2 separate regions of the Homo sapiens genome follow, and region 1 is linked to region 2. Evidence: chromatin contacts called from ENCODE Hi-C or POLR2A ChIA-PET data. All regions are on one chromosome and are shown on one strand. The core of a region is the stretch at or near the end of the contact, and the rest is flanking DNA. Distances in the headings are between cores, read along the strand shown. Region 1 overlaps ZBTB40 (zinc finger and BTB domain containing 40). Region 2 holds the start of ZBTB40 (zinc finger and BTB domain containing 40).

Evidence for each region. Hi-C counts contacts between places; a loop is a spot of excess contacts on that map. ChIA-PET counts read pairs that join two places held with the same protein, here RNA polymerase II (POLR2A). Pooled maps may share reads with other maps.
Region 1: a loop to region 2 is called in a map of ascending aorta, with 3 times the contacts of the local background. The contact joins the enhancer-like site here to the promoter of ZBTB40 in region 2. A Hi-C loop is called at or near these places in 4 of 168 maps with a recorded cell type or tissue (aorta, ascending aorta and tibial artery) and 6 of 50 pooled maps. POLR2A ChIA-PET finds 5 or more read pairs at or near these places in 3 of 52 experiments (Caco-2, activated CD4-positive, alpha-beta T cell and activated CD8-positive, alpha-beta memory T cell).

What each region holds. Positions count from the first base shown.
Region 1 is chr1:22,526,340-22,532,373 of GRCh38, reverse strand. It overlaps ZBTB40 (zinc finger and BTB domain containing 40), which reads right to left. Exons shown (of 18, transcript NM_014870.4): 18 at 1,220-6,034. The coding sequence ends at 5,978. Among named protein-coding and RNA genes, the nearest start is that of EPHA8, 34 kb to the left of the region's middle. Within about 2 kb of position 2,038, at least 7 of the 41 ENCODE cell types and tissues checked have a DNase peak (open chromatin) inside an H3K27ac peak, as active enhancers do; they include ascending aorta, where a contact is called at or near this core.
Region 2 is chr1:22,449,256-22,454,656 of GRCh38, reverse strand. It overlaps ZBTB40 (zinc finger and BTB domain containing 40), which reads right to left and starts at 2,806. Exons shown (of 18, transcript NM_014870.4): 1 at 2,653-2,806. RefSeq lists silencers at 2,323-2,412, 2,753-2,952, 3,267-3,561 and enhancers at 2,523-2,602, 2,316-2,877.

The DNA of each region.
Region 1 (6,034 bases), core at 789-3,288, 78 kb before region 2:
AGACTTAGTTTTTCCATTTCCTTTGCTCTCACTGGATGTGTCCCCACCCAACATTCCCAGGTTTCTGCCTTTACTCAGATGCGACCCCTCTGCTGCAGTGCCAAAGAGCTGAGAGCCCCTGTTCCAACCCGGGAGATCCTGTTCCCCTCGTACCACTGTTCACTCTGGCCTGGGCTGGGGTCTCTGGGTTTATGCCTCCTCTTACCCTGGTTTTGGAGACCCTTGCACTGGGTTTCAGACCCTGTTATCTAAGGACACATTAGGTACCTCCTTTCCAGCTGTCCTCCGCCCCAGCTCTTCCTTTCCAGCTGTCCTCTGCCCCAGCTCTTCCTCCAGGCCCTTCTAAAATATTATAAACACGAACAGCCATCATCTACGAAGCGTCTATACTCTGTCAGATATTTTACAAATGTTAACTTTCTTCTCATAGTCACTGTCAGGAAAAACTCGCCCAAGGTCATCTGTCTAGTAAGACGTGGAGCTAGGAAGCTCCCAAGCCCATGTCTTTTCCACCATGCTGCTCAGCTCCTTCCAGCCAGCCACCTTGGCCCAGAAGATCACTGAGGGAACCCCTCGGCCCACTTCCTAGCTCTGCTCAATCCCACCCGACCTGCAGCAGCACTTCACCTCTGCATACCTTCAAATGTGGCTGGGGCCCAACTGTATGTTACAATTACCCACTGCAGCTGGCTGGGACACTCTCAGGACTACTGCCCAAAATATGACATAGGCAGCTCCAGCCCTGCTCTCCAAAGACAGCACTTAGGCAGGGCAGCATTCCTTCCTAAACACACTTGCGGACTCTGAACAAGGGTCCATCTGTGCTCCTCCAGAACTGTCCCAGGAGGAGTGAGCATAGAACCTCCCCAACTCCTCTGCTCTCTACAGCGTCAGGGCTGCGGGATCTGATGCCCCTCCCCTCGTCTTAAACACTGGGTGCTTCCTGCAGAACTCATGTACATCCCATCCGGGTCTCCTGCTCTTGTTTCCTTGTTGGCTGCCAGCAATGTGACATTTTCAGCTGTTCACCAAGAAAGGTTTAGTTTATTTTACAGCTATCTGCTCAGCACTTTGTACTTTCGGGGCAGTTGAGATTCAAGAGATAAATGAAAAGTGGGTGTTATAAGGATCCCTTAAGGCTTCAGAGAGGAAAAAGACTACATAAAGATACAGGAATGAACATTCTCTTTAGTGCCAGAGAATGCAGGGAATAGTTGACTTGTATGCCAAAAACTTTTATTAATAAAAGCTAAAATTTTCTATATTAAATACATTAAATCCAGACTTTTAATTCATACTACAATTCTGTAGGGCAAGCACAATCATTTTCCCCATTTTATAATAAAGTTGGGAGCCAGGAGGAGGGAGCTCAGAGAGAGTAAGCATCTCACACAATGTCAGTTAGACAGCGGGACAGCTGGATGTACCCAGGCTGGACACCAAAGCCTGTGCTCTGAAACCCTGCCCCACACTTGCTCCCTGGGAAGGAGGGTTTAGGAATGAGACTCCAAGTGACAGGAGAGCTTTCTTTCCCCCAGGCCATGTTAACACGGCCTCAAGGTACACAAATGGCCCCTAGGACACCAGGCCTATCACCCCTGTCCCCGTCTGACACTGGCCCAGAACCAAAGAGAAAGCAGGTCTATAACATCACAGTCCATTTGAAACTCATGTAGCCTAATTTTTTTCAAAGTACATATTTTATTTATATAGATTAGTGCAAGCTGAACAAGAATATGGTTTGTAATCCAATTTATACAGCATCACGTAGTGGCTGACTGTCCTGACCATGGGTGGAAGCAGGGATGACTGGCCTTGGTAAAGGAAATGACACACATTCCCCCAATTTGGAAGCAATCTTAATTAGCCAGGGAGTGATTTTTTTCCTTCAGCAATGTAGTCCCCAAAGTACAGACAGCTTCTCTCTTCCTTATAGGCCGAGTCGTAGGAGTAGCAAGCTTCTAAATTTTGGCTGTGCCTCTGAGCTTTTGGCCTAAGTCCCACCAGCCCCGAAGTTTCCATGACAACAAAACAAGGATCAACGTGCCTCTGACACTCCCTTCAGCCCCAAATTGTTCTCTTACTCCCATTTTCTTCCTACCTCCCAAGTATCACTGGGATACAAGCAGAACAGGGCTGGGGTGCTGAACTCACCCTTGGGGAGGACTCATTATAGCATCCCTGCTTTTTCTCCATTATCGTCCAACTGCCTAGGCCCAATTTAATAACATGCTGCTTGTCTCCCTGGAACCGCCTGCCCACTCTATACATGGTTAGCACTTCCCTCCCTCCTTTGGTCAATGTGCAGCTTCCAGGCACGTGAGGTTTAAACACACACCCGCCACCCCATTAGCCTGTCTTCAGCTTGTGGTGACCACGTCACCAGCCCCCAGGTGAGAGACGAACTCTTAGGGCCCTTCTCACCATTCTCCTTCCTTTCTGGGAGTCCCTGATTGATCCCGCAAATAAAGGGCAGGGACCTGTCTCCCCACTGTCTGTCTGACTGGATTTCTTTTCACCCCTCAGCCCCGATTATCAGAACTCTAGCCCGAGGCATGAAGCTGACATGCCTTCCGTGGTCAGTGGGAAGTCAGAATGCTTCCTCAGAGGAGACCTGGATTGCCAGGGAAACCTGGTACTCACACTGCAGACCCTGCTACTCACTGGGCTCAAAGTTTCCCAAACACAGAGCTTCTGAGACAGAAGAGAGAGGCTGTCTCTTCATGTCTCTTTACCCATAAAATAAATGAGTAAAGACCCCTGGTCCCTGCCCCTCTGGTTCCAGGTTCTGCTCATGCGCGTGGACAGTAGGAGTCTCACCTTCCCGCAGTAATCCTTGCTCTTGAATCATCTATTTGCTGTCTCACTTACCTATGATGGGCAAGTCCTGTTCCATAACTGACCCCAGTATTCCCACAGAATCACACTCCAGCCTGGAATCTGACTGCCTTTCCCTCCTCACCACCTGGGCCATGAGCTCTGGGAGCAGAGGTCTGGGGACCCACCGAACAGATCCATGTGTTCCAAGAAGCCCACAGACTCCTTCACACCACCCCAAAGGCCCCAGAGTTCAGTCCAGAGGCCATAAGGGCAGCAGCCTATGGGGAACGAGGCAAAAACAACACCGGGACCCCATGGAAGCGAGCGATGTGGACTCAGGAGACCACACAAACACTGTCCTCTATGGCAGCAATTCAGGTCTCTTGGGCAGAAGTAGGAGAAAAGGATAAAATGGCCAAGCAGAGTCAGAAAGTTTTCCTATAAGATCCATGCCTGGGCTTCTCTAGAGAGCAAGACTATAAAATCAGTCAGCCAGTGCGGAGCCCACTCAGAGCAGACAGTAAACTCGGGAAGGGCCTTCCCCTCTTTCTTGATGAGAACCAGCACTGGGTTTGTGCCTTCTGCTGAGTGTGCCATGGGCCAGAGGGCATCTGATGGGCCCCGGCAGCCAGTCCACTCTCGGCACAGTAAGCTGCAAATCTGGTGATTCCGAAGAAAACAAATGTCTTGTCACAATCTGGGTCTCCAACAGAAACCTGGCCAGGCGTAGTGGCTCATGTCTGTAATCCTAGCACTTTGGGAGGCCCAGGTGGGAGAACTGCTTGAGCTCAGGAGTTTTAAACCAGCCTGGGCAACATGGCGAGACCCTGTCTCTACAAAAAAAAAAAAAAATACAAAAACTGGCCAGCAGTGGTGGCTCACGCCTGTGGTCCCAGCTACTTGGGAAGCTGTGGCAGGAGGATTGCGTGAGCCCGCAGAGGTTGCAGTGAGCCAAGATCGTGCCACTGTGTTCCAGTCTGGGTGACAGAGCAAGACCCTGTCTCCCCCAAAAAAAGAAACCTGAGAAAGAATTTCTCAGTGCTTGAAAGGATCTGACACTGGAATTCAAAATTTACAGCCCTCTTTATTCCGAAGAGTTTTTTTTGTTGTTGTTTGTTTTTTCTTTTTAAATCACTTCCCTATAAGCCCTCAGCAATTATTTCTAGTTTTGTTTTGGAAGAAATTTTAATGACATTCACTGCAACTCCCAAGCCCCATCCCACAGCTTGTGAGGGGCTGGATTCTCATCCACTGGACTTGGCACCAATGCCCTGTAAGCATGTGCCACTCTACGATCTTTCAGTGGGTTTTCTCTGCTGCCAAGGGGATATTCAGTGCCATTTTGCCACCTGCAGATCAAGAGCTCTCCCAGACTGACAGTTCCCAGGACGGAAAAGCCTTAATACAGGCACAGCCTTGGTAGAAACAGTGAGCCCTTCACATGGAGATGAAGTCTTAAAGGTTTGAGCACCATCTTCTGGTCAGTTTTTGGCTTCTGAGGCCGACTCTGCTTTAGAAACTTCATTTATTTCAGAATGGCAGAACCCTAATTGACAAGCTCAAGTGATCTGCGTATCAAAATGTGGACAGGACCAGAAGCAGGTGTAGTCGGCTGGGATGAGCTGTCCCAGGCTGGCCGGAGCTGGCGCTCGCTGTGGAAACCGTCGGGGCTGCCTGCACAAAGCCGGCAGATGCCAGTCAGTGGGCGTGCTGGTCAGTAAGGCTGTGCCTTCTGCGCTTCAAGCAGGGTGAGACCTGACCATGTGGGAGCAATAAAAGCTTCCATGGTGACCAAACGTGACTCCTGCCTCTGTACATGGCAATGTGAGATGTGCCTGGAAGGAAGGGGTGGCCCCATCTCTGCCAGTGTGGGATCCAACCAGGCACTCCCCTCCACAGGGGGTCAAGCCACACAAGGTGGCAGACAGCCCTGCCTGGTGTGTAAACACCGCACCAGCAGACTCCAACCTTTGGCATGGAAGGAAAAGAAGATAAATGCTAGTCATTCTCTCCAAACGGCAGGAACCTACATCTATCTAATTGCACTTCATAATGGATTCCACAAACCATTAATTATCAGATTATATTTTAGGAACTGAAGATAAAAAAAGCTTTGTGAAATTCAAACTCCAAAGGATCACTGACCTGCAATAAGTGTGGCGGCCTGCGGGAGGTGAGGCAGCAGGCCACTCACAAGGCAGGGAGTGGGCGGCAGCAGAGCCACGGGCAGTCACGGCTGCTCCTCCACACGCAGACAGGACTGCCTGCCTGGTGCTGGTCACAGTCTGCACCATATGACCCAGAGGGAGCCAGGCTGCCAGGTCAGGCAGAGATTTCAGCCTTTGATTAAAGGAAGGGGATGAAGATGACACGGAAGAGCTGTGGGAACCAGGCTTCAGGTAAGGAATACCAAGAAGAATGTCCTGGAAAGGCAGACACTGTCTAGCAGCTGATGCCTCACATTAAACACTTCCAGCAGAAACTCCAGAGCTTTGTTTTGGGAAGAGCTGACAACTGACAAGGGGTTATCAGGCATGGAAATGAGGGCTACCTGTCCTATAGCCATCAATAGGGTGCTGGGCGTGGCCACTGGGTGGAGGGGGAACCCCAGCAGAGGGTAGGATGATAGGACCGAGGAAGGGGCCAAGTGTGCCTCAGGAAGGGGCCTAAGGTCCCCGAATTGTCTGTTGGTGCCCCTCTCACTTTAAATGGCCAGAGGCAGTGGCAGCATTTGCAGCCCCCACTGTGGGCCAAGTCCCATATCTAACTGCCATTCTGCCCACTGAGCGCTGTCGGCACATCATGCCTCCTGGGGTACCCTGGTCACCAGCTCCCATCCCACTGCTCTTTCAGACTCTACTTCTGAAGCCACATGTCACTTGGGGATGGACAGTGTCATAGAGGCCGCAGCAGCGGGCCTGTGGGGAGGGAGGCCTGTCTGCTACAGAGGATGGTGCTGTTGGTGTTGAGGGCTCAGATGCTGTTGGTTCTATGAGAACAACGAAGCTTCCATCTGTTTTCTAGGTGAGACTGTGTTGGTTGGTGCTAAGCTAAGATGCTCACCACTCAGGACAGCCAGGGATGGAGGGCAAAGGGCAAGCTGTGGGGCCTCCTCTCTGCTGCAAACGCAGGAAGGCTCTGCCGGATGAAAGGCTGCTCATTTGGCCTCACCACAGATCAGCGTCACTGTGCCATCCAGCAAGTCCTCCACAGT
Region 2 (5,401 bases), core at 1,557-4,056:
CAGTGACTCCCTTTGAGTTCTCCAACATCTCACGTTGTTACCCACCTTAGTCTCTGAACCTGCTGAAAAGTTCTTCCTCCCAGCTTCGTCTCTCCCTTTCCCCTTCTTGCTAGACTGGTTCCTTGTCACTCAACAAGTTTCAGCTTAAACTGCCTTTCTTAAGAGAGGTTTTCCCTGACCACCCAGATAAAAAGTGAGTCTCCCAGGTTAGTGTCTCTCTCCGTGCTGTTTTATTTCCTTTAGAGCAGTTGCCACAATTTGGAATAACTTTGTTATTTCTTTACTGTCTTGACACTAGGCTTTAGCTTCCAGAACAGAGCCCCAGGTCCATCTTGCTCACCCTGGTAATCACAGGACCTAGACAGTGGTGCTTGGTACATGGAGACACTAAAATATTTGTTCGAGGCCGGGCGCGATGGCTCACGCCTATAATCCCAGCACTTTGGGAGGCTGAGGCGGGCAGATCACTTGAGGTCAAGACTTCAAGACCAGCCTGAACAACATGGTGAAACTCTGTCTCTACTAAAAACACACAAAAAATTAGCCGGGTGTCGTGGCACATGCCTGTAGTCCCAGCCATTCAGGAGGTTGAGGCAGAAGAATCACTTGAACCCGGGAGGCGGAGGTTGCAGTGAGCCGAGATTGTGCCACTGCACTCCAGCCTGGGCAACACAGCGAGACTCTGTCTCAAAAAAATAAATAAAATAAAATAAAATAAAAATTTGTTCAATGAATGACCTAGATTTGTTTACTTGGTATTTACCTGCAAACACCAGGTTGTGGGTACTGGCTAGCAGCTGAGGATAACAACAGTAAGGTGTGGTCCCTGCCCTTAAGGACCTCCTAAGCTAGTAGGAAAGACAATAAACAGATGGAACAATACAGGGTGTTCAGTGTGATCAGATTAGCTTCAGCTCTCAGCTGAATGCCTTAGCTATGTAACCTCGAACATCTCTCCGACGTGAGTTTGTTTCCTCTATGCGTAAAATGGTAATATTAATACTACTTATGTCATAGTATTGGTGTGAGGATTAAGTGATAGTCCATATAAATAAAGCACTTAGCACAGTACCTGGCACAAAATAATCACTCAGTAAATAGCAACTAATAATTTTATTATGATGATGCTATTACAGCTGTATTTGAAATTATCTTTGTCTACCTGTATACCACTTGTCCAAGCCCCACATAGAATTTAAATTCCATGGAAGGGCAGAAATCATATTTGTCTTGTTCACCACTGTATTTCCAGGAATTTGAAACGTCTCTGGTACACAGTAAGTGCTCAACAAACACTAAATGATTAATGAATGCATGCGTACATGCATGGGGTGTTCTGAAACCATTTGTTAAACCACTAATGAATAGCTAAGTTTGGGGACTACTGACATAGAAGAAAAGTGTTTATATTAGAAAGGAGGGGCAGAAGTTTGATGATTTAGCTAAGTAGAAAAAAATTTCACTGAGATTGTAATTAAATCTCCATTAACCATACAAAGATCTGGGTACAATTCCAGGGAAGAACAAACAATTCCAGGTAGAAAAGACTTGAAAGAATAAAATCCAAAGCAGTTTGACCGGTGCCATCAGGCAGGGGGCTCCCAGGGACAGGCTCAATTTGGCAGCCCTATAACCTAGTACACCTATACATATATTAACCACTCAGAACAAATTTCTTCCTCGTTTGTAAAATGGAAATACCATACTTACTTATAAAGCGTCGTCATAAAGTAGAACAACACTTGTATGAATATAAATAAAGCACCTGGTTCATTGCAGCACTGGCTGCATGGTACCAACGCTATTCAAAGCAGGAGAAACTCTGAATAGTCAGTAAGACCAGAAGGGAAGCCAGAGTGTTCTGTCAACTAAAGTGCTCTCGGTGCATCGCGCAGTTTTAACTCTTTTCCCACTCCAGAAGAACCGACGAGAGGAATAGCTGAATGACAACACTGATCCAATCTCCTTGTGTTTAGGGCAGGGGTCAGTAAACTTTTGCTGTAAGGGACCAGACAGAAATATTTCTGGCTTTGTGAGCCAGCCGATCAAAGCCAAGCAACGGCTGCGCAACTACTCAGCTCTGCCCTCTTGGCAGGAAAGCAGCCATAGACAATACATCAACAATGAACAGGGCCGTGTTCCAATAAAACTTCATTTATGGACTTGATTTCATAGAACTTTCGCAAATTACATGAAATATTCTTCCCCCTAACCATTTGCAACTGTAAACAAAGACCGAGAGGGGAAGAGAGAAGGGGGGCATGGATTAGGCCCAAGGCCATAGTCCGCTGACGCCCGGCGAAGGGACCTGAAGGGAGGGGGAGTGAGACAGCGACAAGAGGCCTCCGGACGGGCCGAGAGGGAGGTGCGGGGCGACAGCGAGCCCCAGGCGGTGTCAGGTCGGGCCTGGCGCCCTGAGTGGGTCCCCGCGGTCTCTCCCCTCCGCAGTCTACAGCAGAGCCGGCGCCAGGGGTGCGGACCGCCCCTGGAGGGGGCACGTCCGGGGTGTAGGTGAGGCGGCCGTGATTCGGCCGAGTCCCGCGGAGTTCGCCACGCGGAAGGGTCTGTATACACCCCTCATTTAGGGCGCACCCGGGCCCCCGCTGCAGGAAGGGTCTCCACGCGGAGTCCCAGCCCCGTTTCTATGGTTACCTGTTCAGCACCGATTCAAACTGCCGTTCTTTATTGACAGCGCCATAGAGGACACGAACACTCCTGCCCGAAGGGAACAATAAAGCTTTCGCCATTCAACAGCGCCGGAGACGCCAGAAGGCGGCCATCTTGAGGCCGGCGCGCAATGGGTATCAGAGGGGAGGGGGCGGCCCGACCTGCCCCACGCGCCGCGGTCACGTGCTGGGGGCGGGGCCTGCGTCACGCGCTCGCTCTCCACCTATGCTAGGACGGCGGGGGCCGGCTGGTTGCTAGGCTCTTCTCTGACCTCTGACCTTGGCCACTCCCTCCTTCCCTCCCCACACTTCCTAAGTAAAGTTTTTTTCTTTTTTTTTTTTTTGAGATGGGAGATTCGCTCTTGTTTCCCAGGCTGGAGTGTAGCGGCGCGATCTCGCCCCACTGCAGCCTCCGCCTTCCAGGTTCAAGCGATTCTCCTGCCTCAGCCTCCCGAGTAGCTGGGATTACAGGCGCGCGCCACCACGCCCTGCTAATTTTTTTTTTCTCTTCTATTTTTAGTAGAGACAGGATGTCACCATGTTGGCCAGGCTGGTCCCGAACTCCTGAGCCCAGATGATCCACCTGCCTCGGCCTCCCACCATGCCCGGCCCTAAGGAAAGTTCTAATGGAGCTCCGCAGTCTCGCTCCGGCAGCTCTAGGATTAGGATTTTGTTTCAAAGGAGGGCAAGGAAGTGAACACAAAAGGCTTCGTTTTTCCAAAACAACACATTCACGTGCGAGGCGGAGAGGCGACCTGAGCCGCGTCCCCAGCCCGCACTCTTTGTGGGACAGGCTTGGCGCTGGTGGGGCGCAGTGGGCTGAAGGCATCCTGGAGGCATCCTGATCCTGCCTCTCGCACCTCCCAATTTTGGGATTTAGGGGCTTTGGGATTTAGTCCTAGCTTTTCTTTTGCTCATTTTCCTTCTCACACACTATGCGTTCCCTGTTGAAGCGTCCCCTTGCCACCCTTCCTTACACAAACATTTAAATCAGATCCAGCAGTAACAAACTGAGTCACCTCCGCGCTGGCCCACTGAACACAGTCACCCTGTCACTGACATGCAGCCACTTTTTCTGTCCCTGACAGTTACGTGCCCAAATCCAGCCATCTTAGTGCAATGTCCAGCTTCCTCTGTGGTTATACCTTTTCCATCTGCAATGTCAATATTCAGTCGTTCTGAGAGCTGTCTCTGGCTGACTGACTCACCCCATCACCGTTTTACATCACAAATTCAATCTACTGGGCAGAACTGTCACTTGCATTGTTGCTGTCTCCCGGTCGATCATATTTACTGTCACTGTCTGACATGCAGCTACCGTCATTGACCATAAACTTCAAACGGTTCTGTTCAAAATAGCACTTTGTTTGCCCAGCTGTTGCCCTTTCTGTTGTTTTCACTGTCATTGTCATGCAGCCACTTTTGCTGCCACACAGTCAAGCCAGTATTTAACAGGCCCCTTCAGGGTACACTGTTGTCCTCATACCCTTGTGCCCAGTTAGTCACTTTCACTATTATACTCATGTCACCGTTACATTCAGGGTCGGATTTACTGTAGCTGTTATTTAGTCACTTTTGTAGTAACTGGAACCACGCCTACAGCTGTTGTGTCTCCTAAGCCCTCATTTCCACCAGCCTCACATTCTCTTTTAGTGGGAACATAGGGTTGCTAGATTTAGCAAACAAACACCTAGAAGGGTGCTTGGCACATAGTAGGTGCTCTAGAAATATTTATCGAGTTAATGGGATTACAGGTGTGAGCCACTGGGCATTTTGGGAGCATTTTGGGAGGCCGAGGCAGGCGGATCACCTGAGGTCAGGAGTTCGAGACCAGCCTGGCCAACATGGTGAAACCCCCGTCTCTACTAAAAATAGAAAAATTACCTGGGCATGGTGGCAGGTGCCTGTAATCCCAGTTACTCAGGATGCTGAGGCAGGAGAATCGCTTGAACCTGGGAGGCGGAGGTTGGAGTGAGCTGAGATCACGCCACTGCACTCCAGCCTGGGCAACGAGAGCGAGACTCCGTCTCAAAAAAAAAAAAAAGAGAAATATTTATCGAATTAATGGATTTTAAAAAACAGTATCATTGCCAATGTGCTGTATGTGAATGCAGATGGCTTGAAGCTCAGGAGTCTCAATAGGAATAAGTTTTCAGGCACCATCTGTCCCTCCTGTTCCACTTAACAAGACTTCAAATCCTATAGGGACTAAACGAAGAGAGCAAAAGAAAAGTGGCCACCAAGTGTACTCAGTTATTGGGACAGCAGTGACAAAGAAGAGGCTTTCTATAACTTTTTTTAAATGAATACATGCTTATTATAAAATATTTAGGAAATATGGAAAGGAATCTTTCCCTGGGGGGATTGTTTTAGACATCTCCCAACACACCCCACACATGTATCCACAGTCAGTGGATCAGTGGCTGCAGTTTCCCCATCACCATTTACTTAAGGTTTTGCATTAACAGAAGTTCTCATGGGGCTGACTTGCCTACAGTTCATGAACAACGACATACTGTCATGGAGAGCAATGGCTCTGGCTTCTGGCTGGTCATGATATGGAAGAATAAGAAGACAATGGCTAGACCTTCTAGACCTTGTAAGGGCCTCATCTCCCCACAGAGCTTCGACAGCTGCGGAGAAATAACCTGTGCTTCCCGATCACCAGAAGGACCCAAACCTTGACTTTGAGGGGGAGGGTTGAGAACTTTTCAACTTTTTTTCTACTTTAGAAA